3 separate regions of the Homo sapiens genome follow, and regions 2 and 3 are each linked to region 1. Evidence: chromatin loops called from intact Hi-C (ENCODE). Cell type or tissue: PC-3. All regions are shown on one strand. Each heading gives the region's core, and the rest is flanking DNA. Links, peaks and the distances in the headings are about the cores only. Region 1 overlaps ENOX2 (ecto-NOX disulfide-thiol exchanger 2). Region 2 has its middle 140 kb from the start of RBMX2. Region 3 has its middle 7.3 kb from the start of GPR119.

The links. Peaks named below come from ENCODE experiments on the same cell type or tissue, not always from the same donor. Only the 100,000 strongest peaks of a DNase experiment are listed, where the experiment ranks them.
Region 2: it touches region 1 in a loop (10-fold over the local background); 1 of 110 quality-filtered maps calls a loop at or near these places.
Region 3: a loop joins it to region 1, with 5 times the contacts of the local background. A loop is called at or near these places in 1 of 110 quality-filtered maps.

The regions. Positions count from the first base shown.
Region 1 is chrX:130,721,132-130,731,730 of GRCh38, reverse strand. All of the region lies in intron 3 of ENOX2 (ecto-NOX disulfide-thiol exchanger 2), which reads left to right. Among named protein-coding and RNA genes, the nearest start is that of ENOX2-AS1, 76 kb to the left of the region's middle. In PC-3, for the core only: a CTCF peak has its summit at 6,027 (motif pointing right); a DNase peak (open chromatin) is centred at 6,000; H3K27ac peaks cover 890 bases.
Region 2 is chrX:130,535,650-130,546,248 of GRCh38, reverse strand. No RefSeq gene overlaps it. Among named protein-coding and RNA genes, the nearest start is that of RBMX2, 140 kb to the right of the region's middle. In PC-3, for the core only: CTCF peaks have their summits at 6,158 and 6,360 (motif pointing left); no DNase peak of the experiment used is centred there.
Region 3 is chrX:130,387,636-130,398,234 of GRCh38, reverse strand. No RefSeq gene overlaps it. Among named protein-coding and RNA genes, the nearest start is that of GPR119, 7.3 kb to the right of the region's middle. In PC-3, for the core only: CTCF peaks have their summits at 4,386 and 4,588 (motif pointing left); a DNase peak (open chromatin) is centred at 4,584.

The DNA.
Region 1 (10,599 bases), core at 1,645-9,644:
ATGTCATATTAATTATTTTTTGTATGTTGAACCATCCTTGTATCCTAGGGATAAATCCCATTTGATCATGATGTGTGATCTTTTTAATAGAATTCCGTTGAATTTGGTTCATTAGTATTTGTTAAATTTGTTGAAATTTTTTGCATCTGTATTCTTCAGGGATACTGTGTTTCATTTTGAGTATGACTTAGATCAAGTTTCTCCTCCTCCTTTTCCCAACTGTGGATGTCCAGTTGCTCCAGTAATATTTTGTTAAAAACTATTGAATTGGTTTTGCACCTTTGTCAAAAATCAATTGAGACTATTTGTATGGCTCCCATCTTTTGTTACCCCTGGCAACACCTCCTCTATCCACATCTCCAAAACTAGCAAAAGAGAATAAGGCAACAGAAGATGTTATGGCTTTATGCCTTTTATAAATAAAACTATAGAAATAATAATAGCTAACACATATGGAGTTTTTGCTATGTACCGTAAACTTTATGCACCTTATTTTACTTAGTCCTTAAAACATTCTATAATGCACATACTATTATTACCATTTGGCACATGAGAAAACTAATTCAGAGAGATTAAGTACCTTGCTCATTGATAGGGGGAATCTGATAATCAAACCCAGGTCTTGATCCTTAGGCCTGTAAACCAAAAATAAAATTCCAGTGCCCCCTTCAACCATCTGAATGTATCCCTCCTCAGCCAGGGCACCCTAAAATTTAACCTGAAATACAGGTTCAGGCCATGACAGTAGTAGGGGTTGGACATGCCTCATTATACCCCTCCAGCATTAACATCAACACAGACCTTAAGTCTGATAAGAAACAGTTACAGTCTATTCTCTCTAACCTAGGTCTCCACAACTCCTTATCATAACCCAGACATTCCTTTCTATTGATAACTTTTTCAACCAATTGCCAATCAGAATATATTTAAATCTACCTGTGACCTGGAAGCCCCCCATTCCCCCCATCCCACCCTCTGCCCCCCACCACTTCGAGTTGTCCTGCCCTTCCAGATCAAACCAATGTCAATCTTGCATGTATTGATTGATGTATTATGTCTCCCTAAAATGTATAAAAGCAAGCTGTTCCCTGACCACCTTCAGCACATGCCATCAGGACCTCCTGAAGCTGTGTCACAGGTGCATCCTTAACCTTGGCAAAGGATCTTTCTAAATTGATTGAGACTTGTCTCAGATGCTTTTTGATTTACAGGCCCATCTTAAACACTAGGCTTCTCCTCCTGTCAGTACCAGTTCTTTATGTGCCAGACCATCCAACCACCCTGGGTAAAAACTAGTGCTCTAATCTACAATCATTATAATGGCAGCAACATAGGACTGGTTTCTGTTCTGAACATGAAGGCAGGTCTGCATTGGTTCACAGCAACTCCTGGTTAATATCAATGGTCTTCTTATTCTTTAGGAAGTTCTAACTGGAGCAACAAATTTCTACATGTCACTTCCACCTGTCCCCACCAGCTACTGCAGTATAAAACATCAGACTGCTCTGAAACAATGCTCCTTTTCCCATTCTATTCTTGGTTATATGATCCCTCTGTGTATATACATGTGCGTATATGTGGAGGACAGAGTGACAAAGGGAAGGCTAGTGAAGGCATCTAAGAACTTGGGCCAGAACCAAAATTTGGAGGAGCAAACACAGGAAGGGAAACAGAGACTATAGTTGGACCGATTTTCTGAAACTTTAATTGACTGGTTTTCTAGCAGGAGAATCGTACCCTGTGGCTCAGACTTCTCTCTTTCACCTGTGTTGATTGGGACCTTCACCCACACATGAACACACAATACCTTGGATGATCTGGAGGACCACGTGGAAGCCTCTCAAAGACCATAGGTATTCCAGGCCACTTTGGCTAAACATTCTTTATCGAAAGCTGCTATGGCCTCCAATGCTGTTGTTATTGCTATGAGGGTTCTAGCACATGGGAAGTGTATGTTAGAAACTTTCTAGTGATTGAGCAGGCCATCTGATTAGCTGTGACGCTTTTAGTATTTCTGAATTTGTTGTGAGCCAATGCTTCATAAATATCACAAAGATGAATTTGTATTATGATAGGGAGCATTTTAGTTGATGATCAGACCTTGAAATTTACGTTTCCATATTATCTCCTATTTAACTACTTGCCTTCCATTTCTTAGTCATTGAGCTTTGGAGAGACAGTATTATACTTTGAGCTGGTTGGAGGCAGGAAGCAAAAAAAATAGTCACGGTAGAAAGGTAGTAGTTAATTAACAACAAGTGTTTTGGAAAATATTTTACTCAAATTCAAAAGGAACTCAGCTGCATAAATCCATGAGTAATATAAAAATTATGATGGTATTCTGCACTTGTGAAAATCATTTCTCTTAGTGATATTTGGAAAACATCCTGATGTGCAAACTCTAAACCCCAAACTTCTACCCTGAGGATTCAGAAGCTTTTTCCAGAATTCATGAATTTTATGATGTCTGAAAATTTCTATACATATGTCCATGGAAAAGCAAAATTTTAAGCAAAGAAAACATTTGATCTCTTGCAGAGGAGGGGATATAACCTTGAGCTTTGAGTAAGGGTTGTATGGGTAGTCATAGAGGTATTGAGTACAATATTGGTCATTATATTAAAGATGGTAGTCATTTGAAGGCTATCATCACAAGTAGTCACTTCCCCCTTGGAATACCTGGGCTATAGAGCTTTAAGCACTGTTTAAACTCTGAATGATCATGAGTCCTTTGAGTCTCACAATCCACGCAGTCCACAGACTTCAGTTTCCTTTCCTATCTAACAGGTTCTTTCCTCCTCATTGAAAAAAATTGAGCAAGTGAAAGGCCACACGTGTTCTAACTCATTTTTGTATATTAAAAAGCAAGACAGAGAAGTCATCTTTTACCTCCTGAAAAAGAAAATGCTCTTTTCTCTTTGGACCTTGTCTCTAGGAAAAGTCCATCCTCCCTACCTACGAATGTAGGTATCCCTAGAAGTATCCCTTTGCCCTAGTCATCACCTTACAGAATGTTGAGATGCAGGAAGAGGAATTAACCCTATATGTCTGGAAAACATCAGGAGAGAGAAATCACACAGTAATTTGAACAGAAAAATTTTAATATAAATATTAACTATAACAGGGGATTGGCCAGTAAGAAGTAAAAACAACTACAAAGAATATAGGACTAACAAATATAAGGAGCAGCCCCTACACCTAGAGCTGAACTAGGGCACCCAGGAGAGAACCTTTTCCCCAGGGCTGAGATCCATATCTTGCAGGACAAGGGCACAGTCATGACTCATTAAATAGCAGAGAAATTGCTGTGGTACTACATCAGCAGAACTTGCTGGAATTCTGCCCTGTGGAACTTCTGGGAAATCCACCCTCTATAGTGTCAGGGAAAGCTGGTCACAGAGAGGTATCTCACAATAGGCACCCCACCATGAAACATCCTGAGGGATGGGTACTGGGAGAAGCTGCTGGGCACTGCTGATTATACTACCAGAGCTGCATGCTTGAAAAATTGCACATGCTGCAGGAACCTGGTGCTTGGGGAGCTGTGTGTGCTGTGGGAACTGGGCCCTGGGGAAGCTGAAAGCCTGAACTACAGGAACCTGCCAAGTGAGCACACCTAGCACACCAGCACACAGGACCCACAAAGAAAAGCCCCTTCCTCCTGAAATGTCTCCCTAACGCCCTCTACTGACAAAGCTTAACATTGTGCCAGCTGGCAAAGGAAAAATATATAAAGGGCCCAGAACCATTTTCACAGAGCAGGCAACAAGGGTGAATTTGGAGCTAAGAGGTATTAGATTGATAACTAGCACACCTACATAGCTCAGGTAATAGTCCTCAGGTAATAGTAACTCTCTAATAGTGTTATTGCCTAGCCCTAGCTCGTATTCTGAGTGATCTCTCTTCCTCTTATAATTTGGAGATGAGGGGATAGAAATCAGTTGCTTCTTGCCTCATTGTCTTTTATCACCTCTAACTACATCCTGCTCAACACCAGCCCCAAGAGAAAACAGAAGATGTGATTCCAGCTCAACTCTGCAACCTTTCCTGCTCTGACTACCGAGTCTAAGTTACCTTCAACTCTTTGTCTTCCATCTACCTTCACTGTACCATTTGAGATGGGGACAAACATTTGAAGACTGTCTAAAATATGTCAGATTGCAAAAGAGGTCACAGAGTTTTGTGGTTAAGAGCATGGGCTTTGGGGTCAGGCTTGGATTAGAATTCTCATTCTACCACTTACTGCCTGTATGATCTTGGACAAGTTGCTTAATCACGTTGAACCTTCATCTCTTCAACTGTAATTGGAGATAATCACACCCACAACTCAAGAATGGTATGAGGATTTGGCGTTAGTAATATATCAAACACAAAGCCTGATACCTAGGGCCAAAAGAAAGAAATCTGACTTCAAATCTTGACCCCATCTTTTACTATTTCTGAAGCCTCTGAGCAATTTACTTAAACTTCTGTGGCTCGGTTTGCTCCCCCATAAAATAAGAATATTAGTAATACCTGTCTCATAATGTTGTTGTGAGGATTAAATGCATAGTGCTTATTTTAGTAGTTAACACAGAGGAGGTGTTCAAAAAGTGGAAGCTATATAAAGAGGTATGCCCATTAGGCATTGTGCTATATACTTTACATCTGTTCATTTACTTACTGTCTTATTCCTGTTGTCTTCCCTTCACCCAGCCTCACCTCCCTACTCCAGTGCTTCTGCCTACAAAAGGAATACAAGCAATATTTTTTGACCATCTGACTGCCTGCTGCTCCAGTGAGCAAACCTAGACCACGAGCCAGGCCCTCTTCAGCCCAGGGGCCCTCTTGAGAAAGAGTCAGAGAGCTTAGTTACTCATTCTCACTTATGACAAAAGATCTCTATCCCTTGGAAGAGAACTAATTTCCTTAGTAGTTACACAATTGCTTCTTTGAAGTTGGTCACATACCAAAGGGAGAAAGCCAACTCACAGACCTCTAAATCATCGTAAAATCGAACTCTCATTCTACTTCCAGTCATTAGCAAGAGACCAGGAGGCAAAGGGAAGTGAGACTAAATCTTGTTGAAAAGAGCATGTTTTTCTAATGTCAGCACGATATGCCCCTGGCAGAGTGCAGGCCAAGTAACACATCCAAATTCCTCCTTTATCGGAAAAACTTCAGGTACTTCACAAGCAGCCATTTGTACTCGTATATATGTTTGGCTCATCTATTGCATAAGTGAAATCCCCAGGTAAGACATCTTAACCTTTGTATTTGAAACTGATGCAACTTAGCAGGAAGCAGCAGTATGCGTGAAAATTGAAGAAGCCTGTAACTGTCTGGTCAGTCTCTTCCACTGGGCATGCATATCAGGGTGATACTGTGTATCCCCAGCCATTACTTTCACTGTGGATTCCATTGTCATCAATCCTACCCATGGAGCCTCTGCTTTACAAGGAAATCTCATAAGGGAAAGGGCTTTGCTTTGTTGGAGAGCTCTTTATATTGCACTTGAAGAGAGGTAAAGGAGTTGTTCCTGGGATGTTTCCTTGGAACTCGCAAATAAAGACTTGTGGGTTCTGCCTCTGAGCTACTATGTAACATGCCATCTGAAACTGTTTGTTCATGTGTATTCCAAGTTCTTTTGTTTGTCTAGCGTCCAACCTGAGAGATACTCCAGACAGTAAGGTATATACGATGTTCCTGGTCTTTTCTTTTAAACATATATTTGTGTGAATTCCTACTTTGTCAAATGATGTTATCACTAAGCAAGAATCTAGGATTTGACTTCCCAGCACTAGGGTATGATGAACACTTCATGCTCAATGTTGTTGCTTAGACATTCCATCTAGACAGAAATTATTATTCCAGTTCACCCCTTTACCCAGCCTGTGCCTAAGGAGCTTTGCAACTGGTGTCTACTCACAATAAGCTACTGTTGCTGTAGCTATCACCTCTAGAGATGCAGGAATTACTCACCTTGGCAGTTTCCCATATGTCCTATCCAGCTTCCTGAGAAATTTCACTAGTAATCCTGCAAACAAAACTTAACACTAGATGGCAAAGACAGCCTTACGTGAACCAAGGTCTTGGAACTCAGTCAGTCTCCCAGCAGATAAGTATTTGCTATTGATTGTAACACAGCCCCATTGAATAGACATGTGCAGGTGTGGAAAGAGAACAAGATAACTACATGCAGCCAGCCCATGCATGTTGAGGTGGGGTAGGTCTGTCACCCAGGGACCCGGATATGGGACTAGAATAAAAAAATGATTGTTAAAGGGCACAAAAACATGGCACTTTTATTTCTGTTGCTTCTAATGGTTTGAAGGGAGAGCTCCATGTTATCCTGCCTCTGCCATTTTACAAAATTTTTTGCTTTCTTCACTCAAGCAGAAGACAGCAAGGAGAGCTGCTCATTCTACTTCTCAGCTATCCATGCTCGACTCAATTATTGCAAGGACTGGAAAAGCAATAGATAGTGGGACCTGTTTTTAGGCTCAAAAATGACTGGGAAGCAATTTTAAATAATAGTTTCTTTAAAGAAAAAAAACATGTTTAACAGATTAAAAAGTGATTAGAAGTTCATATCCCTGGGAAGACAGAATAAGGGGAGTATGTTAATATTTCTATAGGAAAGGTTTTTGCATTCGGGTTAGTATAAGAGATAACTTGGATCACAAAGATTTCCTTGAACCCTGAGGCAGATTTTTTAAGGAGACTGCAGCTATGGGTAGGAGGATCTGCTTACTTTTGCTGCCTGTTCTGGTGAAAAGTAGGTCTCTTCAGGCTGATAGTCAGCCAATATGCACTGGACAGTCATACCAGTTTAAAGATACTGAAAAACTTCTGTACCAGTTGGTAAATAAGCACTGTCAGGAGCCCTCTAAGTGATCACCTGTCACCCAGGCCACCCTGATCCCTCTAGTATCACCTAGACTTCCCCACAGTGTAATAGTCATGGATTGACCCCTGGCTAAGACATCTTAACCCAGGTAACACATCTTAACCTTTGTGTTTGAAACTGATGCAACTTAGCAGGAGGCAGAAGTAGGCATGAAAATGGAGAAGCCTGTAACTGTCTAGTCAGTCTCTTCCAATAGCTTGGAGGCAGAACCCACCACAAGTCTTTATTTGCAAGTTCCAAGGAAATACCCCAGAAACAACTCCTTTACCTCTCTTCAACTGCAATATAAAGAGCTCTCTAACAAAGCAAAGTCCTTTCCCTTGTGAGATTTCCTTGCAAAGCACAGGCTCCATGGGTAGGATTGATGCCTGTGGAATCCACAGTGAAAATAGTGGCTGGAGATTCACAGCATCGCTCCGACATACATGCCCACATGGCACAGCAAGAGGGTCTCCCAGGCTCTGCTCCAGTACTAAGGTTTTGCATACAGTTCTGTTTGGTTGCCCATGCCATGCTGGTGTTTGAATATTTTGAACATCATTCCTGATTCCCCGATATTATCTCTATGACTTAAGGCCATTTTTATAGGCAGAATCAACCAGCTCACCAGAGGATCCCTAGTAGATTTTATTGCTCTCATATAGGCTGAGTTCAGTTGGCAAAAGAAAAAAATTAGTATGGAAGACATTAGCAAGATTAACTTGAGGACAATTTTTATAAAAGTTAAGGAAAGCCTTTCCACTTTAAAAAATACCAACAAATAGTGTGAACTGCAATTATTGTCAGGTGTTACAATACTGTCAGCAGATTGAAGAAGACAAAAACTGATAGAGTTATGTTGGCTATTTGTACATTCACTATGCCATATCCTGCGGGGGGACGGGTAATTTGACAGTATATTAGGCGTCATCCCTGCCATCAAAGTTTTTATTGATACATCTCAGCAGGGAAAATAGCAAGGGTGCCCGGTTAGCTATTAATACAAGGTAAAATGCTAATAGGCATTTAGAGAGTCACATTAGTGCTACGTATCTCTTAGAGAGGTACAGAGTCAGAATACTTTCTATGGTACAAGAGAACATCCGGAGTGGAAAATGTTCAGTTCCTGGGAAACAAAATGGGGAGGGGTCCCTTAGACAAAACCAGATTATCCTTGTGATGTTAAATTAGTACTGATTCTGCAATGAAGAGTAATATTTAATGCTACAAACCCTGACTTAAAGAAAAACGTACTGAAAACAGAATGATGCAGAACAGATCATTGCTGGATTCCTTCTGCTCCTTTGATGGAAATAAATTGGATAATTTTGATTCCTTTATCATCCTTTATGAATTATATTTCCTAGTAGAATGCAAATATCATTGGTAAAGAAAGAAAAGCAGAGATGAATCATCATAATGAATGTTCAAATAAAGAACATCAGATTCAGAAAGCTACATTACTATATTGCCTAAATAAAACCAACCAGGATTTCCCACTGCAAACAGTCTTAGGCTTTTGTGTATAACATGCTTGTTTAAGTGCAGTGACTGGAACACTGATTCCCCCTGGGTAGTGCTGTAGTTGGTAGTACTGTCGCAAAGGCTTTCTGGAAACCCAACAAAGTTCTTCTGTTGAGGTTCTCTTAGCCACTTCGAGTAAAATGCATCCCTCCTGATTCATTGGTATCCATTAGCTTTCTTTGTTTCTGAATAACAATGTCCTGCCCCAGACTTCCTACCACCAACTGGAATGGGAAGGGTAATGCAGAAGGATGGCATGTCTTGTACCATACCCAACCCACTCACCCTCCATCCTCACCTTGGGATCTCTGGCACTTGCCAAGTGACTTCGCTGTATGGGAAGCTCATAGGGATTGAAGTTGCACCTGTGGGTGTAAGGAAGGGTCTCTCTAGTTGTCAGACAGCAGATTCAGCTTACTCTTTTGCCTCATTCACTGAATCAGTTCTCATTGAGTACCTACTACATACCAAGTGTAGCCCCTTATCTTTATTCCTAGAAGTCTATCTGCCTTTCCTTTCCCCACGTGGTTTGGCGAATTCACTGGTAATTCCAGATATGCATCAACCTCAATTCTCTCCTCTGATGAGCTTAGGTGGAATTTAATAATCCCCGCTAAATTGTCCTGTGACTCTGTCATATGAATAAAGGCTATGGACTCTAGGTTAGATTGTAAGCATCAAATTAATTTTACTGCAAAGGTCAGGCTGCTCTCCTGGCATTCTGTTGTGCTTGAAGGTTAGTAACTACATGCTTAACCAAAACCTTCCTTTCTGAGCTGTATTCAAGACAGATTTCAAGATACAGCCAGATTGAAAACCAGATATTTAGAGATAAAAGGTTGCGTACTCTGACCTCCAGGAAATAGCAAGCAGCTGCAGACATTCCATGTGTATATACAATACATCACCATTTCTAGGAGATGATGGGCATTAAGCTTAGCACCTCTTGCTCCCAAAGCAAATGTCTGCTCATCTTTTCTACCAAGCTGCTCATGTCAGAATAAAGAAATATTTCTTCCCAAATGACTTCTAAGCTTGCTTCTCTGAGAAATGCTGCCCCTGGGGAAGCAAGGCCTATCACCGAAGTTTGGCTGAAAAAAGACATATTCATATTCAGATAATGGCAGACACCTCCATCCTGGTTCCCTTTAACCTTCATCTGTCTTCCTAATTTACCACAGGCTCTCTCGTTCCAGCTCACCCCCTTTGACCAACCCTGTTGTGAGTTCATGCGCTCCTGATGTATGTGTCTGATATACTTATCAGTTCAAGTTCTACAAGTAACAGTCATGTAATAATGTGCCATTTATACTCCTGGAAAAATCCAAAGATGGACTCTTACACTATAAAGTCGCATCTAGATTATTATTAGGGTTAAAATTCCTTGAATCTATAGGGGCTGGGATCACAAACAGACTTCTTATAGCATGATAGTTCCTTTAGGCATAATTGTTGTCTTTTTCAAATGTCTGAAAAAGAGATAGCAATTGCCAATTTTCTGTTCCAGAGAATAGGTCCTATAGAAAGAAATGCAATCAGCTTGCAATTCTGAATTTTATTATTCACAATGGGAAATTTACAAGTACGTCACCAGAAGCTCTGTAGGCTGTTGCTCATTACAAAGATCAGTTTCACCTGTGACAGTAACAGTGCTGCCCCACTGTGTCCAGGACAGTGTGTGTGTGCAGTGGTAGAGTTCTCTAAAGCCATCCACACCCTCTGCCCGAGTCTCCTATAGCCAGTAATGTTTGCAAGACAAGGCAAAGTGAGGTCTGTAACCTGTGGCTGTGGAGCAGAGGAGAATGGGAAGTGAAGTTGTCTCAAGAAGGCATCATCTGGGACACTGTGAACCCTAGCAAAGATGCTAAAATGATCCAAAATGCTTTTTGAAGGAAAGTTCAAGCCCTCCCTGCAGATATACTATGAGTGGAATAACACTCCATCTGGACAGGCACACAAGTCAAATGCCTTAATTTCTGAAACAGAATGACAGCTTGACCACTTTGTATGTCTTAATAGCTAAAATATGTGACTCGCTCTCTTCAGCCCACAACACAGATTATCTGCCTTCTGTGTGCTCACTAGAGCACTCAATCTTAAATCAGTTGCCCTCTAGTTCTTAGATGTATATAGGGACATGCCAACCAAGAGTACTTGCCTGAAAAGCACTGTACCCAGGGAAGCAGGCCCTGTCGGTGGAGTTTGGT
Region 2 (10,599 bases), core at 1,769-9,768, 190 kb after region 1:
TGACTACTGCTGCCTTAAAACAAAAAATGTAAACAGCCCTGTTTGCTTGTGTGTGTGTGTGTGTGTGTGTATGTGTGTGTGTTCATGCATGTGTTTCTATGTAAATACATAGAAAAAGATTTGAAAATATTCACATCAAATATGCATCAATATGTTAATAGTCACCCATGAGGACTGAGATTGGGGGTGAGTATATGAGAAATTTTCACTTTTAATACAGTGTAAGTCTGTCTGCATTGTTTGAATTTGGCAACAATTACGCAATCCTGTTATTATTAAAAAATAAAATCTATGTAAGCATAGAGAAAAGTTGATGAGGACACACATCAGAGGGTTTAGAAGTGCTACCTCTGGAAGGTACAATTAGAGAGAAGGACTTTTGCATCCTTATAGATCATATATATTTTAAAATTTTAAATGTTGTGTTTTGGGCATTTTTGTTATACGTAACACTATGGCATTTTTAAATTAAACTTTTAAATTAATGCTTGAAACTATAGTTACAGAAAAGTATTCTAGACCTCATGGATTTTGTTAGTATCTATGACTATCAAGTATTCATTTGGTACTCCCATGTGCTAGTGATATGACTTTAAGTCTAACGATTTTTCTTTTCTTTTCCCATCACCATCGAATGACTTGGGGTTATAAACAAGTGCATAGTTATATGCGCCTTGGCCTGAATGGATAAAGTTAGGAAGTAAAGCACAAACTTTCTGTGCATTCTGTAGAATGTAAGCTTCATGAGGTGAGAGATCATGTCTGTTTTGCTCATCACCACACCTCTAGTGCCTAACATTTTTGCCTGGCATATAGCAGATGTCCAATAAAGGTTTGTTGAATGACTAGATGAATAAGTGTTCAAAACCAAAGGCAAAGTGAGATCTCTGAATGCAGAAATCTATGAGTTGAAATATCAGGGACCATGCTATGTAGAAGGTAAGAGAAGAAGAGAGGAGCACGGCTTAAAGAGACCCACTGAACTGGAAAGTAAAGAGACCTGGGCCTGGCTGGGAGCATGGCTCTCGCCTGTAATCCCAGCACTTTGGGAGCCTGAGCAGGCAGATCACGAGATCAGGAGTTTGAGACCAGCCTGGCCAAAAGGCCAGCCTGGCCAACATGGTGAAACCCCGTCTCTACCAAAAATACAAAAATAAGCCGGGTGTGGTGCCGGGTGCCTGTAATCCCAGCTACTCAAAAGGCTGAGGCAGGAGAATTGCTTGAACCCGGGAGGTGGAGGTTGCAGTGAGCCAAAGATTATGCCACTGCACTCCAGCCTGGGCGACAGAGCGAGACTCCAACTCAAGAAAAAGAAAAAAAAAAACAAAAAAGAGACCTGGGCCTAACTGACGGGATGAGTGTCTTTGGACAGGTACTTTCCTTTCTCTAGAACTCAATGTCCTCATTTGTAAAGTGAGAGGATTAGAATAAATCTATAGTACTCAAACTGTTTACAACAATAACTCATATTATTTAAAGGAAACACAAGACCATGTAAAATAGTTACAAGTGTAAAAATCCATAGAGAAGTCTGAGATGATGTTAACCAAGTGTTAATGAGGGTATTTGGGGAGGATTTTTTAAGTTTCATTATAGTTTTCTCCATTACTTGAATATTTCATAGTGATCATGTATCAGTTTTACAAAAACAAACATCATTGTACTATGTTAAAGTAATGAGCAGACTATGAAAATAAAAGAAATAAGAGAAGTATTACAGTGACCCAATAGGATTAAAAGAGAGACCCTGAGAGTTACAATCTCTCCTGGTAAGATCAAGCCTCCTCTGGACTTGACGCCTCTCTTAAGAACATCAAAGGGCCAGGCGCGGTGGCTCACACCTATAATCCCAGCTCTTAGAGAGGCAGAGGTGGGAAGATAGCTTGAGTCCAGGAGTTTGAGACCTGCCTGGGCAATATAGCGAGACCCCATTCTCCACAAAAAGTAAAAAAAAAAAAAAAAAGGGAGCCCAGTGTTCCACCTGCTCCTAGTGAGAGTGAGACCACAACTCCACCTCACCCCATCATTCCCATTATAGACCACACTGCACTACAGGACACACCAGTCCCAAGGAGAGGCTACATTTAAAACTAACCATCTGTTCCCCAGCCAAGAGATCATCAGGTTTCATCGTGCTCTAAATGCCTATTTACTTCAGTCATCACAAAAGTTCAAACCATCTAGATCATCCATGATCACTCACATGGAAATGAATTCCTGCACCTCCTCATCTCACTCAATCGACCACCCCTTCCCAACCCTCCCAAACCCTTTGACCTTTCTCTCTGCAAAATTCCCTACATTCTCAGCTTCTCCAAAATTTTCCTTGAACTTTTGGGTTTATCAAAAACTCGGCTCCCCTCTGAAGACATTGCTTCCTGTACAGCGCTCTCAAGTGGTGACTATTTTTTTTCTCATACTTTATGTACCACTGGACCCAGAGGTGGAACAGGTGTCCTCTTTGCTCCCCCTTACCACTTCCTGTGTGTAGACCTTCCCCAAACTGCCTGCCCCAGCTTCTTTCAATCACTTTGCTGTAAGACTAAGTTTCAGAGTGTGTTACCTGCTACACCTCCTTGTTGTTATCATCTCCCCTCTTCCTGTTCACTCTCCCTTATTCATTGATGATTTGAGCTTGTGGTTCACTGTCTTTTCACAACTGCCCCTGTCATCTTTCTTGGTGATTTCAATATCTATGTGGAGTCTGCATACATACATGCATGTGTCTGTGCAGACCTACATTCATTGTCTACATTGTGAATAATCCATATAGCACTCTGGTCTCTCAGCTGCTTGACCTCCTCCACTCCAAAGATCTTGTTCTCTCTTTCCATCCTTGGTCACCCACATCCAGGCTTATTTCCTAGATCTCGTCATAAACTACTGCAGGACCTTCAACATCTCAATTTTATTTTTAAAAAATTTCTTTTTAGTCAATGTTCTGCTGAAAAAAATCTCAATTTTAATCACCCCACTCTTTTCTCTCTCTTCCTAATTCCCTCTAATATCTCCACTCTAACAACCCTCCCACTGTTAATCATCTTTTTACCCTCTATCACCCCCTCATATCTTCACTTACATGTTTATTTCACTTAGATTCTACGGTCCGTTATTATCATCACTCCTTGGCATCCATCCTCAGCTCCCCAATTCCCTCTCCCATCATCACACCTACCTAGAAAAACTGGAACAAAGGTTAAGTCCAACTTTTCGTCTTGTCTACATCTGCATCCCAGTAACTGATCCTGGCTGGAGTAAGCTTCGTGTTAAGCTTTATGCCTAAAATCACAAGTGGGCTCTCATTCTCCTTAGAAACCACTCCCAAATTTGAGTCTCTAGCTCTGAACTCCTTCTTGAATTCCAGGCTCATATAACTAACTTCCTACTGAACATTGCCTCTTGAATGACTAACAGGCATCTCAAATTTAATTTGTCCAAAACCAAACCATGATTTTCTCCTAAATCTGCTGTCTTTCTGCATTTACCATCACACTTGTTGCTAACTTCATCCTTTCAGTTCCTCAAGCTGAAACACCTTGGAGTCATCTTTGCTTCTCTTTCTCTTGGGCCAACTCCCATTTCATCAGCAAAGGCTTTTGGGTCTACCTTCCACATATATTCATTACCAGATCACTTCTCACTACCACTATTGCTGCCATCCTGGTTCAAGCTCCCCTTATCTCTTGCCCAGATTACTGAAATAGCTTCCTGCTATGGGTTACAGTCTGTCCCCGCCAAAAATATATGTCGTGATGCTAACCTCCAGTACCTTAGAATGTAATCTTATTTGGAAATAGTGTCATTGCAGATGTAATTAGATAAGTTAAGATGAGGCCATACTGGAGTAGGGTGGGCCCTTAATCCAATATGACTGGTGTCCTTATAAGAAGAGGAGGGAGACACAGAAGGGAGATGGCCATGTGAAGGCAGAGACACACATGGAAAAAGCCATACAATGACAGAAGCAGAGATTGGAGTGCTGCAGCCGAAAGCCAAGGAATGGCAAGGATCAATGGCCACTGACAGAAGCTAGGAAGAGGCAAAGAGGGATTCCACGCAGTCGCAGAGAAACCATGGCCCCAATGACACCTTGGTTTCAGATTTCTAGCTTCCAGATTTTTGAGACAATCAGCTTCTGTTATTTTAAGCCACCTAGTTTGTGGTACTTTGTTAGGGTTTCCTAAGGGAAAATAATATACCTCCCAACTTGTTTCCTTGTTTCTACCCTTGACCACCCACTGTCTAGTTTCAACACAGCAGCTGGAATGATCCTGTTAAACCTCTAAGTCAGCTCATGTCTCTCATCTGTTCAAAACCCTGCAATGGCTCCACATTTCATTCCGAGTAAAAGCCTTACAAAGACCTGTAAGTCCCTATAAAAGCTGGTCCTCTGTTCCTAATCCAGTCCATTCTTCTATTACTCTCCCCCTCACTCACTCTACTTCAGTGACATTGGCCTACTTTTCTGCTCCTCCAGACATGCTTCCATCAGGTCTTTGCACTGTGTTCTCTGTTGTGACAAGTGCAAAGTCTCTGAGGCTTGCCTAGCTTTGAGGGTGACCAGCTTACTTGATTATGCAACTTCACATACAAAGAAGCCCACAGGTCCGAATTGAGGGGTTGGGGGAAGCACAGTGTTGTGAACTATCTATATGAGAAGGCCAAAGTGTTTAATGGCTAAGCAAACAAGACTTGGAGTCCAATAGGTCTAAATTAAGTGATCAAATCACTTACGATTTCTGGGCCTCAGTTCCCTCATCTATAAAATGGGAAAATAACGTTGTGAACCACACTATTAAATCAGATGGAGCATGCAAGGTGCTTGCCACATAGTTAGCACTCAATAGGTATCAGCTATTATTATTATTAATCGATAAAATTTAAAAGAAGTTTAAAACTGAGTACCAAAACACCAAAAGTATTTTGAGGCCTACTAAAAAAATAAACTAGCCTGGCATTTGAATGGACACATTTTCCTGTAGTACAAGTTTGGGCTCAAGAACTTCTTAGGGAAATTCAGATGAAACATTTGTGGAACCCTAGGATTTCACCAAACACAGATAGAACATGACATTTTTCTTTCAGGTGTCTTTCACCTCTGACACTCTCTGTATCCCAACGATGTAGTCATCATAACAACAGGGCAGTGGCACAATCTTGGGTCTGGCAATGGGCTTGCTTCATGGCCAAAGTTCCCCAACAAGTACTACCACCACCAAACACCTTCTCACACAAACCCAGCTCCTGACACTCCCCCCGCTACACCCCAATATGAGGACTGATTTTGCTTTCAAGCAAGGAAACTATCCATTACCTTTTTTTTTTTTTTTTTAGAAAACCATCAAACTTGGCTGGGCACAGTGGCTTATGCCTACAATCCCAGCAATTTGGAAGGTCGAGGTGGGCGGATCACTGAGGTCAGGAGTTCAAGACCAGCCTGGCCAACATGGTGAAACCCTGTGTCTACTAAAAATACAAAAATTAGCTGGGCGTGGTGGTGGGTGCCTGTAATGCCAGCTACTCAGGAGGCTGAGGCGGGAGAATCGCTTGAACTCGGGAGGAGGAGGCAGTGAGCCGAGACCATGCCACTACACTCTAGCCTGGGTGACTGAGGGAGACTCTGTCAAAAAAAGAAGAAGAAGAAGAAAAGAAAACCATCAAACTTAGAAAGAAGCAGATTATTTCTAATTTATAAAAATAAAAACAGGTCTCACAACTCCAAAGAAAGGGTGATATATCTAGGACAGGACCACTGGCAGGGTAATTGTGACAATTCTGCCTCGCAGAAGTGTGAGAAAATTGTAGGAAGAACCTACGGAACATCAAGAGGATTCATGCTACTACATAGGGCAAAAATTTAAAATTAGGTATAAATGAAAAATCCAATATTTTAACAGTCATGATGTAGACAATAGAGTCCACATCTTCTGATTTTAAAAGTAAGCCGATGTAAGATAGATTTAAAAAAAAAAAGACCTGGATAAAATGCTGATATTTTAAAAGATGGATGAAAGCTTTTTTGAAGTTTTTTTTGAGACAAGGTCTCGCTCTGTCACCTAGACTGGAGTGCAGTGGCATGATAACAGTTCACTGCAGCCTCTCAGCTGGGACCACAGGCATGTACCACCAAGCCTGGCTCATTTCTTTTATTTTTTATAGAGACAGGGTCTCGCTATGTTGCCTTGGCTGATCTCGAACTCCTGGGCTCAAGCGATCCTCCTGCCTCAGCCTCCCAAAATGCTGGGATTGAGTACAGGCGTGAGCCGCCGCACCCAGCTGAATTTATTTTAAGGTTTCAAAACATGTTACAGCATTCTCAGAACTTTGTATGGGCTTTGACAGGAGCGCGCCCTCTAGTGATTTCAGCAATGCCTTACACGTGAACAGGCGCCTGCGGCGAGAAGACTAACGTGAGCATTTTTAACATTTCCTCTAAAAGTGAAAAAAGGAAAATGATCTATCTAATTTTAGCTTTAAGAAAATTATCCCCCCTTCAAAATCTTATACCATCAAAATCTGTTTACCTTGAGAATTATCTTTTTTCGACATAAAGAAAATATATCCAGCGTTAATAGTGTCTTTGGGCAATAAACTCATGAGTGATTTACCTTTTTTTTTTAATAATAAACATGCGTAACCTTTAATTTTGAAGTATTTTTATTTTGTAATGTTGCAATCAGATAGAAAACTGGAAGTGATAGCATAATAAGCACCTGTGGACATACAACCCAGGCCTCTGGAATTATACCATTTTGCCATATTTGCTTCAGAGTTTTTAATAATTTTGTATTTTAAAACTTACAGAAAAGTTACAGGTACAATTCAAAGAGTTTTTTTTCTAGTTGCCAATTTGATGTCCCATAGTCCTCAAATACTTTAGTATTTAACGGGCGCTAGGACATTTTCCTACATAACCACAATTCATCCATCAGAGTTTTCAGATTTCACTTAAGTTCTACCAGTTGTTTCAACAACGTCCTATGATAGCTCTAATAACCCATACCAGGCTATCCGCACACATAGTCACCCTCCTCCCATTAGGTGGACTCCAGCACCCCAAGCTAGGTTGTCCTTCCTGCGTGGATGCCTTCCTCACCCCCACTAAGGCTCTGATAAGCCATAGGGGCTCCCCACTTCCCATCCCCATGTAGACCACAACCTTGCTCACCCTGTTCAGGCTCAAAAACCCAGAGCACTTTTCACAGATGCTCTCCTCATCCTGCTTGGGCTCAGACCCCCCTACCCAGGCTTTCCCCTACATAGATGCCTTGCTCACATTGCCCAGGATATAACACACCTGCACCACGCCACCCACATGTGTGGATGCCCTCTCCCAACCCCGCTGCAGCTCTGATTTCTCATCCTGGGCTGCCCACGTACAAGGAGACCCTCCTCACTTTGTTTAGGCTTTGTTCTGGGTCTTCTAAAAACATATGTTGAAATCCTAACCCCAAGTACCTCAGAAGATATCACAGTTTCAAATGGTGTCCTTATAAGAAGATGGCCACATGAAAACAGAGACACACAGGGCCATGTAAAAATAATTCCACACAATGACTAAGGCAGAGATTGAAGTTACGCAGTTGAAAGCCAAAGAATACCAAGGATTGCTGACAAACCCCCAGAAGCTAGAAACGGGCAAGGAAGGACTCCCTCATAGGTTTCAGAAGAAGCATGGCCCTACTTGCCATGGTGAGCAGTGACTATTTGGGGCCAGTGGTACGCAGGTAAGAAGAATTTACCTAGACGGTTGTAGGTAAAGAAAAGCAGATTTATTAAAGGATGAAGACACATAGCAAGAGTGCAATGAATGGGCAAGTTAGCAAGAGAGGAGCTGACTACCAGGAGATGAAGGCTTGCTGGGGATTTTATAGCATGGTGCTTGTGCTGTGTGCTGAAGAGGGCTTTGTGCAGTACTGAAAACCCCAAGGTTGCAGTGAGCCAATCTGCACTTTTCTATTAGCTGAGGGTCTGGTGATAGCTGGACACAGGAAGATTGTGAGTTATTTGCTCAGGAGGGCCGTGTCTCTTGGAGTATGAAGAAAGGCAGACATATAGCTTATCTGCTTTTTCTTTTTGCTTCCTCTTGGTGCTGCCATCCTGACTTTTTTTCCCTAAACAGGATTCCACATTCCCCCTGTGACAGAGCAACAATGACAAATCTTTGGTGTGTGGGTGAAGGTCTCATCTTCCAACTGCTTATTGCTGACCAGGGGCATAGAGTTGGCCCTACCTAGGATTGTTAGTCTGTCAGGAGGTTATGAGGACCTGAGTCCCTGAGTTGGGAATTAAATTGGGCAGGGTGGCTGTGGGACCACGGCTGAACAGCATTTGCAGCCTAAAATTTTGTCCTGCTGTGTCCAAAGGAGTGTTGTAGAGTTCTCTTAGTGGCTGACATCCTTGATGCAGTAACATTTTGGTTTGAAATTTTTATATTCTAGAAGACACAAAATGAGATATATAACATTAACGATACATGCTGTAAATAAACAAACTAATATGAGCATTATTATAGGCAGGGGAAGTGGGGTAACCCGTGGCCCAACCCAACCGTAGGATCTCTAAAACAGTTGTGCAAAAGAGGAATCTTGAGGAACTCCTTTTTGAAGGCCCTCTGTTGTCCTGATGTTTTCTTTTATCTTTTCCAAACTTTCTTCTACTTTACCTGAGGTATTGATGTAAAGCAACAAGTTTCATTTAACAGTGTGCAAGTGCCTCCTGCCTCAGTGGTAAGCACATCCAAAGCACCTTGATCCTGCAAGACAACCCCTGCCAATGAATCTAGGGCCCGTTGTTGGCCCTCAATGGCTGTTACTGTAGCTTCTCAAGATTGTCGGACTAGGATGGTGAGATTATGAATGCTACACTTAAGCATGGGTATACCTGCAAACCAAAAGATTGCACAGGCTACAGAATGTCCTAGACCATTCCTGCCTGCCACGGATTCTCAGTGGTGAGGATGCCAGATGATGGGAGGTTGATTAAGTCACGTTTCTGTTTTTTTCGAATGGCCTTTGTAGGGCCTGATTTCGGAAGGATCCTAAATTTGGAACTTGGCTAGAGGTTATGAAGTCTGAGGAGTTATATATATATGTATATATATATACACATACACACAAATATATTTATATAAATTACATATATATTTATATGCAATCCAGGTATGGCTGCAACTATAGTGCACGTGCCTTTCCACTGAATAAGCAAGGCTAGAAACAGGTTGGGTCCACATGAAAAGAAGAACCCAGTTTCTGTTAAACTCCTGAGGAGGGAGCTCGTAACCAGGCACAGGTGTGGTTAGTTTGGATTCCAGTATAATTTGCATAAATCCAGGGATCCCATGGTCCCCAGGGATCAAACGTGGATGGACAATGACCCAAAAAGTAGTCATTCATGCATAAGGGGGGAAATGTTTGACCTGTTGTGTTATGTGGATGTGGAGCCTGAGAGATAAGATTTGTAAATATAAATGGGATAAGGGAAAATCGAGGAAAAGATGTAGATATGTTGGTGAGGTTAAGAAGTTGTCCAGTTTTGACCCCTATTCCTATATATTCCATCCTGTTAGCTGAACTCTTTATAGGCATAAAGGAATCACTATAAAGGTTGCTGGCCTTAACTTTGTCTTTTCCCCACCATAGAGAAAATCTGTGGGGGCACACAGTGAACTCATCACAGGCATCGTATGGCTCCCATTCCTGGTGTGTTTGACTATAGTTGAGGGTGGAATTTCACTGGGCTTGTGTTAAAGCCCCTAGGAAAGGGCCAGACTACTTGGAGTTTTTAACGCAGAGGCGAGCCTTACAGGCCATTCTCTGGTGCCTTCCCAATCCGTTCAGTTGCAGTGGATGATTGTCACGAGGGATTGGTTGGCCTAGGTCCCCCTCCTAAACCTGTGTTTTTGATGTGCATGTAAATAGTGTGGTCAAATCCAGATCATTGGGCTTGTGTGTTATCTATAGATAGTGGGACTGCTAGGAGTGTAATACCATTCTCAAGTGCCTGCCTGCGTGGGCATATTCAGTAGTCAGTACTGTGTTATGTTGGCAACTTGATATATTACTGGCTAGAGTGGGTGCCTGGGTGAAGCCATTGAGACAATAGTTAGCCATGACAGAATAAAAACAGAGCCACATTTAAGGAAAATAACAATATGTGGGAAACTCAGGGAGACAGGAAAGAAGAAGGGCTGTAAAGAGTATAAGAAAACAAAATGTTAAAAAAAATACCTACTACCTTAGGATATTGATGTTATGGTGTGTGGGTAAATAACATTACCAGGACAAATATAAAGAAATTTCATCTGGGCAGTAGTCTTGGAGATCCCCCTCCAAATAGCAATCATATGCTACCTTCCTTATAAAAGTATTAATATCAAGAGGGCGAAGCTGCTCAAGAGAGGCAGTTGGATCACTACTGAGAGCTTGCAGTAGAATAGAATAAAGAGTCAGCTTTAAGAATAAGGTGTAAGAGAGGTGCTGGACTTATTTCTATCAACTTTAAGGGAGGTTAAAAATTCTAGGTTGTTTGGTTTAATAAAACTTGTTTTACCCTTTTTCTTTTAACTTTAAATGAGTTTCCAGTGTTTACATTCCAGTT
Region 3 (10,599 bases), core at 1,013-9,012, 330 kb after region 1:
TTATTATCCTCACTTGGTAAATGAGAAAAGAGAGGCACAGAGAGGTTAGGTTGCTTGCCCTAGGTCACACAGCTGGTAAATGGTAGAACCAGGATTTGAATCCAGGTCATATAGCTCCAAAGTCTGCACTCTTAACCCCTATACACAGGATAAGTTGAGGTAAAGAGAACAGATCAAACATGGCCATGCTGGGTACTGGCTTTGGAATTTACTCAGTGTGAGGTAGGGAGTCACCAAAGAACTTTGATCTGATGTACATTTTAGTAGGTTCACCTTAGCTGCTGTGTTGATAACAGACCAGGGAGGGGGCAGGGGGTGCCTACAGTAGAAGCAGGAAGACCAGTTTGGAAGCTCTACAATAAATCAGACGACGGATGATGGTGATTTGTCTCCAGGTGACAGCAAAGAAGATGGTGTTCCATGCTGGTATTGTTCCAAACTAAAAAAAAAATGTATTTTAAATAAAAATAAATAAGAACACACATGACACCAACATAAAGGCACATCCTTTGTTTGTCAGTGCCCAGACACTGGCCTAGATGCTGGGGATACTACAGTGAATAAGACCACATGACCCAGTACCTGCCCTTGAGCAGCTCACGGTGTTACAAGATAGTTACAGATATAAATAAGTACTTTGTATTCAAGGTGATGAATGTCATATTGAATGTATGAGTGAAATGCCTTTAGAACCAGCTGAGGGATAATTAATTCTGGTGCTGGGGGTCAGAGGAAGCTGGGGGTGGAAAGTAGATTGTCAGGGAAAGTCACATAGAGTCAGGTGACTGTTGAGCTTGGCCTTGAAGGCAGTCACATGTAGATGGAAGACGCAGGATGGGTACCACACAGAAACAGCATTTCAAGCAGTGGAACCACCAGAGGCAAAAGCATCAAAGTGTGAAAAGCATATGATGTGACCAGGGGATGGGATGGGGCAGAGTGGTAATGGCTGAAGATAAGGATGGAAGAGTTCTGGCCATTTTGTTAAGGGCCTTGTAGATGAAGCCAAGAAGTTCTGATTCTAGCTAGTAGGCAATGAGAAGTGATCATATAGCTTAATCATTCAGTCATTCAACCAGTCAACCAGCTGACCACTTTTGTTGAGGACTTGCTATAGGCAGACACTGCTTTAGGTGCTGAGAATATAAAGGTGAACATGCTCACCCTATAAGGAAAACATATGTGGGGACAAAAACATAATCCGAGCATGTTTCTTTGAGCCTGGGAGTGACGTGGTCAATTTTCTCTTTGATCACTTTGGAACCAGTGTGGGGGATGGATTGAAGGCATGCAAGTCTTGATGCTGGGAGATCAGTTAGGATACCAGTTGGCTGTGATGAGCAGGAGCAAACAAAGTCAACAGATTTCATAGCCACAACATGCTGATTCAAGTAGATGTGGGTAGTGAGGAAACATCTAAGGATGATGCTTAGGTTTCCAGCTTGAGACACTAATTGGGTGTGACACACTTTGCTAAGGTAAAACAGGCAAGAAGACTGGTTTGGAAGAAAACTAATGAATTCAATTGGTAAATCAGTTAAAAATACTGGAGGAGTCAATAAAGGAGACTGAGAAGGAGGATGACAGAGGAAGATGAAAAAGCGGGAGAACGTGTATTCTAAAAGAAAAGGGGAGGGGCCCAGTTGTTCACATCTGTAATCCCAACACTTTTAGAGGCCAAGGTGGGAGGATTGCTTGAGGTTAGGCATTCGGGACCAACCTGGGCAACATAATGAGGCCCCCATTTCTACAAAAAATAAAAAAAAAATCCAGGCATGGTGGTGTGAGCCTATAGTCCTAGCTACTTGGGAGGTTGAGGTGGGAGGATCACTTGGGCCCAGGAGGATGAAGCTGCAGAGAGCTGTGATTGTGCCACTGCACACCACCCTGGGTGACAGAGCAAGACCCTGTCTCTAAAAAAAACACAAAATTATATTAAAGTAAAAGGGAGTGAAAGGTGATCATTATTATCAAACACTGCAGAAAAGTTCTCTTGGTAGAAGCACCTTTAATTTTTCAATGTTTTCACCCACTTATTTCAATTGATCCAAAACAACATCACCATCAGGAAAACTGATTTGAGAGGACCCATAAATCTAAACAGCATGCCATCGTGTACTTACCTTCTCCCATGCTGAAGACTTAAGTGTCGGATGGAAGCAAAACACAAGTCTAAAAGAATGGATGTGGGCCATACTTTCCTTGTGTTAAGAAAGCAGATTAAGTGTATGTGTTTATAAAGTCTGTTCCTTAATTGTAGGTTGCCTAGGAATAAGAAAATAAGAAATGATGCATTGTATTAACAGAAGATCTTATCAACTCTTCAGGGATATTGACTTAAGATACATGCATGATCTTTAGGGAGTCTGTGAGGACCCTGAATTTGTGTGTACGATGTGTTTACATGTGAACATGTGCATTTTTTAGAAAATCCATAGCTCCCATAAGATTCTAAAATAGTTCCATAGTTCAAAAACAATAGCTAAGGACAGTTGATTTAGAGCATCTAATGATTACCTATGAATTACCGTCAGATAACTGAGAGCAGTTTGCAAAGCTTAGCAAGCAGGTGTTGTAGTAGAATTCTCGTGAGTTATGTGAGTCAGAGATAGATAAATTGAAAGCACAGTTGCGCTGCCCTGAGCTCCCCCGTGGCTCAGCACAGCTGCTTGCTCCCAGCAATCTGATGCTTACGTAGACTCTTGAGGGATTGGAAAAAGAATCCCAAACTCTTGAGGAGGAGGAGGCCAAGTTGCCTCCAGGGGTGAGTATGACTTCTAAAAGACGCACAACAGATGTCTTTTACCACCTGCCTGTTATTGTTCACCTTTCCTCCACTGCCTAAGCCAATGCAGCGATTTTCCATACCTCAAGCAGCACAACTTTCAGAAGCTGCCAAGATTCTTGATGAGCTGATTAAAAAGCAGAATCTAGTTCCAGGGAAGAAAGGGAGAAAGTAGAGAAAAAAAGTGCTGGAGGAGCATATGACTCTAGTTCTGGTAGAACCCACCTGTAATCACAAATCACATTTACTCTAAATTCATAATGTGAAGTTCCCATTGGCATGCGGGCCTAAAGGGCATGCTGGCTGGACTGAACCAAATGGGACAATCAGACCCGGTGGGAGGAGAAGTAGCACTGGGCAGATCTAACTGGAGCTGAATGTAAAAGTATTTTTCAGGGATAACAGGTACCTACCTAGAGCAAGAGTTCCCAAATGGTCATCACAATTTCACCTAGGTAGGTCAGTCCTCCCAAGCCAATGACTAGTGCCCACTCCCTGTTCTCCAAAAGATTCCTTGCACGGGCAGCTTTTACCCTCCTCTTATTCATTTTCACTGTTCTGAGCCAGAGTTTTCCTGGGGTGCTCTGTTGCCTGAGGTGAAGAAGCCAGTTACCGGGAGTGCTAGATGAAACACTGATCCAGGGTATAGGAGATGGTCTACAAATTAGGGAAAGGAATGAGTGGGCCACAGCTCAAAGAAGCCAGATCACTGAGACATGACAATGTAAAGACCAGAGCACATGAGTGCTCGGGGACAAGCTGACAGACAATGCTAAGCTTCTAGAGAAGAAGCACAGGATGGGTCTGTCTTGGCTCAAATCACAATGATGTTGCATGAAGGCTGGCAGCATTCTACCCTGGAATGGCAGGAGGTGGCATCCTTCTTGAGGGTGGATGCAGGTTTTCAAGGCTATAGGATGATGCCACACAGCTTGCATTCCATCTCTGGTCAGCAACTTACATTCTGGAGAGAACAGGTGGGACACATAGAGCTTGGCAGACCTGAGTTCAAATCCCAGTTCTACCACTTGCTAGGTATAGAAACTTGGGCAATTTAATTAGCTTCAATTAACTTTTTTGTGGTAGCCTTCCCAAGTTATGAAATGGTGATAATATCACCTCTTAGAGATCTTGCAAGGATTGTGATAAGAGGTGAATATTACTAATATTTATAATAATATTATATTCTTTTCACATTCCAAATACTCCCAGCCATTGTTACAAACCCCCTGACCCCTTCTGCAACCCACAAATCTTACCCCCTAGTGAACGAAACCAGTTCTTCCTTAGGAAAAAGGTGGAAATCGCTTTCTGAGAGTTGGAGGGCTGCTATATAAAACTCAGCCTAGCATGACCCCCTGACTGGTGTCTTTCTTGAAGAATACACTTCAAGAAAGATTTGCAATGAAAAAAGCTAGAAACATTAATTGAATATATATTTTCTCCCCTCACCCCACCCCATTCCACAAGCCATGGACATCGGCCAAAAAGGTATGTGTGTTTTTACTCAACTCTATTCTGCAGGGGACGGAAGGATTTCAGCCTACTAGTTGTAACTATATAAATCCTTTTTTTAATGGAGCAAGAAGGTTCTGAGTCCTGAGTGACAAATGAAAATGTCTTCAGGGACCATGCTAGGTCCCTGAAGAGCTACTCTGGCTTGCATGAATCCCAGCTAAGATGCAACAAATTCAGAGCAACCCAGAAGTGCAAAAAGTGTCCTATTTATCCAGCTAAACAGGAGCAGAGCCTTTCCAAGGATTACTTTCTCCCTGCAGAGTGTGCCCTCTGCTGGGCTTCCTGGCCACTGGCATTTTGGCATCTCAGGCCAACAATGCTGCTGTTTCCTGGCTATGTAGGAACACTTGTAGTATTGCAACCAAATGCCTCTTGGGCAGTAACCACCGCCAAGCAGCGATATAACCAGGACCTAGTTTTTGAATTGTCTCCACATACTAACCCTTGAAACCAATGTATTAATTTCCTATTGCCGCTGTAACAAATTACCCCAAACTTTGTGGCTTAAAACAACACAAATCTATTATCTTCCAGTTCTCGAGGTCAGAAGTCTGAAATCAGTTTCACTGGGCTAAAGTCAGAGTGTTGGCAGGGCTGATTCCTTCTGGAGGCTCTAGGACAGGATTCCTTGCCTTGCCTTTTCTGACTTCCAGAGGCCTCTTGAATCCTTGGCATGTGATCCCTTCCTTGCATCACTCCAACCACTGGCATCTGTCATCACATCTCCAAAACTGCCCACTCTGATCTCCTGACTCCCTGTTTTAAGGGCCCTTATAACACTGGGCTCACAGGGATGATATCACTGGGTTCACAGGAAAAATCCAGGATAATCTCTCCATCTCAAGATCCTCAACTTAATCACATCTGCAAACTAGCTTTTGCCAAGTAAGGTCATATATTCATAGGCTCCAGGGATTAGGATATGGACATCTATGCAGGGGGCATTATTCAGCCTACCACACCCAGGCTTCTGCAACATGGAATACCAAAAAGACCATTGGACCAGGCGTAAGGAGAACTGGATTCCAAATCCCAGCTCTGCCACCCCTTTCTAGTTGGGTAACCTTGGGCAGGTCCCTTTATCTCTCCAAGCCTCAGCTTCTTTACTTATGAAATGGAGATGAGATAATAACCCATAGCTCACAACATGTTATTGAATGTATGAAAAGCTCTTTCCTATCATAGTAACTAACATAGAATAGGCACTCCATAAACCTGCTGTGTAGGCAATGTTTGTGTGGGGTGACAGGATGAGTAGTTAGAAGGCTACAGTAATAGTGCAGATGAAAGATAATAAAGTACTGAATGAAAGAGGCAATAGCAGGAATGGAAAGCAGGAGTGATAAGATAAATGGAGAGGTACACATGAGTCCAGATTTATACATTTCCTTGGGCTCAGGGTAAAATGAGCCTCATTTTCCATGATCATTGGACTTTATTTAAAAAGAAAGGCTTCTACTACTTCTCAGCCTAACGACCTTAAAAAAACCCAGAGTATAAAAGTGTCAGCTTGAAGGCCAGTGTGATAGGATGTGCAAAGGCACAGAGACACAAACTGGTAACAAAAGGGGACAAGATGTAATCTCTGTGGTTGACATGAGATGGGATGAACTCTTGGTGGCTGTCCACAGGTCTCACACAAGCTGCTGGCCTGTATGTCGATTTCCAACATCTTCCACTTATAAGTGGTGTAGCCCTTTGGAAATAAGTCACCCTCTCTGTGTGCCTTGATTTCCTAACCTGTAAAATCAAGGCATGAATAGTACCTACCTTACAGAATTGTCGTGAAGGTTAAATGAAACTCCATGTTGTATATTTAGCACAGTACCTGGCACTTAAAGGCCCCATAAATGTTAGCTGGTGTCATCCATTGCTGCAAGAAGACTCAGATGCCCCAGAAGGATAGGGCTATTTCCTCAAAGCGCCTCCCACTCCAAGAAGAGCCTCAAATACTGATTCTCCCACCCTGTCATGTCCTACATTTCTTTCAATCCACATATACCCCTCTCTTTACAGTTGTAGCTCAGGCTAGTAACAGCAATATAAATAAAAGGAAACACACATCCTCTCTGTCTCTGTCTCTGTCTCTCTCTCTCTCTCTCTTTCTCTTTCATGTATGTATGTATGTGTTATTTTAATATATATAATGTGTATACTATATAGTGTACATATGTATCTGTGTATTTTGTATATAACATATATTACATACATAAAATAGTGTATATATGTATGTGTATATATAAATATATACAGTTCTGTGGCACATAATGATGTTTCAGTCAACAATGGACCACGTATATGATGGTGGTCCCATAAGATTATAATACTGTATTCTTACTGTACCTTTTCTGTGTTTAGATATATTTAGATACACAAATACTTTCTGTGTTTAGATATATTTAGATACACAAATATTTAGATACACAATTGTTACCATTGTGTAATAATTACAGTATCCAGTACAGTAACAAGCTATAGGTTTGTAGCCTAGGAGCAATAGGCCATACCATATACCCCAGATGTACAGTAGGCTATACCATCTAGGTTTGTGTAAGTACACTGTGATGTTCACACAATGACGAAATTGCCTAATGATGCATTTCTTAGAACGTATCTCTATCATTAAGAGATATGTGACTATATATATTTGCATGGGTGTGCACTCACACACACATGCACTTTTGTGTTGTTTGGAAAATCCCTTTGCAAAATGGTGCCTGGGTTGGAACAGGGAGAGGTAGTTAAGGGGCATGTTTGTTTCTTTTGAAATTACATAGATACATTCTCGCTGTGAAAATATATGACAAGTTATCCGGCGCGGTGGCTTACGCCTGTAATCCCAGCACTTTGGGAGGCCAAGGCAGGCGGATCATCTGAGGTCAGGAATTTGAGACCAGCCTGGCCAACATGGTGAAACCCCGTCTCTACTAAAAATAGAAAAATTAGCTGGGCGTGGTGGCAGGTGCCTGTAATCCCAGCTACTCAGGAGGCTGAGGCAGGAAAATCTCTTGAACCCGGGAGGCGGAGGTTGCAGTGAGCCAAGATCGTGCCACTGCACTGCAGTCTGGGCGACAGAATGAGACCCTGTCTCAAAATAATAATAATAATAATAAAATATTATATATTATATATATATATGACAAGTAAAAAGTATTCAAAGCAAATCGTGACTCTTCAGCCCCCACCAGTCCCATTCCCTCCTCAAAGTTATTCACTCTTTGTTAATAGTCTCTTTTCTATGCATTCTGTGCATTTACATCCACATATATTTGGGTTCAGGGGTTTTTTTCATAAGTGAGCCAAGACTCTAGAAACTGGTTTCTGATTTGTCAATCAACAACATATCTTGGAAGTCTCTTTATATCAGTACATATAAACCTATATCATTCTTTTCACACTGCTGCATAATATTTTATAGTAATATATGTACCAGTCTAGTCATTCAGGAAGAGGTATTTATTAAATGTCGCTACACCTTTGTCCTTAGGCAAGATGCAGCTAAATCATCACAGGCACATGGCTGATCGAGGCACCATGAGAAATTAGGCCTGGCTTATCCTGGCTACCTTCCTAGAGTTCCTCTCCCAGTAGCCTGGTTCCAATGGCAGACTGTTGAAGGGGGGTTTGGGGGGGAAGAGATCCATGCAGCAGAGAATACCAGCGTGGTAGGTAGAAAAATGTCCCTCAACACAGATGTTCGTGTCTTAATCTTAGGAACCTGTGAATATGTGACTTCACATGGCAAAAGATACTTGCAGATGTGATTAAGTTAAGGATCCTGAAATGGAGGAGTTATCCTGGATTGTCCAGGTGGACCCAATGTCATCACAAGGGTCCTTTAAAAAGGGAAACAGGGGGCCGGGTGTGGTGGCTCATGTCTGTAATCCCAGCGCTTTGGGAGGCCACGGCGGGCGGATCACGAGGTCAGGAGTTCGAGACCAGCCTGACCAACATGGTGAAACCCCGTCTCTACTAAAAATACAAAAAAATTAGCTGGGCGTGGTGGCACATGCCTCTAATCCCAGCTACTCAGGAGGCTGAGGCAGGAGAATCGCTTGAACCCGGGAGGCGGAGGTTGTGATGAGCCAAGATGGCGCCACTGCACTCCAGTCTGGGCGACAGAGTGAGACTTTGTCCCAAAAAAAAAAAAAGGGAAACAGGAAGGTCAGAGAAGAAGACGTGACCATGGAGTGATGTGTCCAGGAGCCTAGGAGTGCAAGCAGCCTCTGAGAGCTGAAAAAGTTGAGGAAATGGACTCTTCCCTAGAGCCTCCCGAAGGAACACAGCTCAGCTAACACCTTGACTTCAGCCCTGTAAGACCCACTTTGGACTTCTGACCTTGATAATTGTAAGATACTACATTCGTGTTAAGTCAGTTTGTGGTAGTTCATTACAGCAGCAAAAGAAAACTAATACAGCTAGACACCTGAGAGTAGGAGAGAGGCAAAGATAAATGTGCATGCAGATCACCTGGAGATCTTGTTAAACTGCAGACTGCATCACTAGGTCTTGAGTAAGGCCTGAGATTCTGCATTTCTTCTTTCTTTCTTTCTTTTTTTTTTTTTTTTTTTTGAGACATAGTATCACTCTATCACCCAGGCTGGAGTGCAGTGGCGCAATCTTGGCTCACCGCAACCTCCACCTCCCAGGTTCAAGCAATTCTCCTGCGTCAGCCTCCCGAGTAGCTGGGATTACAGACACCCATCACCACGCCCAGCTCATTTTCATATTTTTAGTAGAGACTGGGTTTCGCCATGTTGGCCAGGCTGGTCTTGAACTCCTGACCTCAAGTGATCTGCCCGCCTCAGCCTCCCAAAGTGCTGGGATTACAGGCGTAAGCCAGTGTGCCTGGCCGAGCTTCTGCATTTCTAACAAGCTCTCAGGTCATAACAATGCTTCTGATACACACTTTGATTAACAGTGTGTTAATTTGATTAGCAGAGACTAGAAGACACTGGATACCCATGTAACATTTTACACTTTATGAAGCCTTTTCATAACTATCATACCTCATTTTTAAAAATTTATTTTTATTTATTTTTATTATACTTTAAGTTCTGGAATACATGTGCAGAACGTGCACGTTTGTTACATAGGTATACATGTGCCATGGTGATTTGCTGCACCCATCAATCTGTCATCTACATTAGGCATTTCTCCTAATGCTATCCCTTCCCTTGCCCCCCACCCGCCCAACAGGCCCCTGGTGTGTGATGTTCCCCTCCCTGTGCCCATATGTTCTTATCATTTTTCAGCTCCCACTTATGAGTGAGAACATGTGGTGTTTGGTTTTCTGTTCCTATGTTAGTTTGCTGAGAATGATAGTTTCCAACTTCATCCAAGTCCCTGCAAAGGGCATGAACTCATTCTTTTTTATGGCTGCATAGTATTCCATGATGTATATGTGCCACATTTTCTTTATCCAGTCTATCATTGATGGGCATTTGGGTTGGTTCCAAGTCTTTGCTATTGTGAATAGTGCTGCAATAAACATATGTGTGCATGTGTTTTTATAGTAGAATGATTTATAATCCCTTGGGTATATACCCAGTAATGGGATTGCTGGCTCAAATGGTATTTCTGGTTCTAGATCCTTGAGGAATCACCACACTGTCTTCCACAATGGCAGAATTAATTTACACTCCCACCAACAGTGTAAAAGCATTCCTATTTCTCCACATCCTCTCCAGCATCTGTTGTTTCCTGACTTTTTAATGATTGCCATTCTAACTGGCATGAGATGGTATCTCATTGTGGTTTTGATTTGCATTTCTCTAATGACCAGTGATGATGAGCATTTTTTCATATGTTTGTTGGCTGCATAAATGTCTTCTTTTGAGAAGTGTCTGTTCATGTCCTTCACCCACTTTTTGATGGGGTTGTTTTTTTCTTGTAAATTTGTTGAAGTTCCTTGTAGATTCTGGATATTAGCCCTTTGTCAGATGAATAGATTGTAATAATTTTCTCCCATTTTGTAGGTTGCCTGTTCACTCTGATGATAGTTTCTTTTACTGTGCAGAAGCGCTTTAATTAGATCCCATTTGTCAATTTTGGCTTTTGTTGCCATTGCTTTTGGTGTTTTAATCATGAAGTCTTTGCCCATATCATACCTCGTTTTATCATCCTCACAACCTTGTGATATAACTATGACTGTCCCCATGTTACACATGAGGAAACCAAGGACAGTGGTTCTCAACCCTGGCTGAATATTAGAATCACCCAAGGAACTTTTAAAACTCCCATTGCACAGTTACCACCCAGAATAATTATGTTAGAATCTCTTGGTGTGTGGCCCA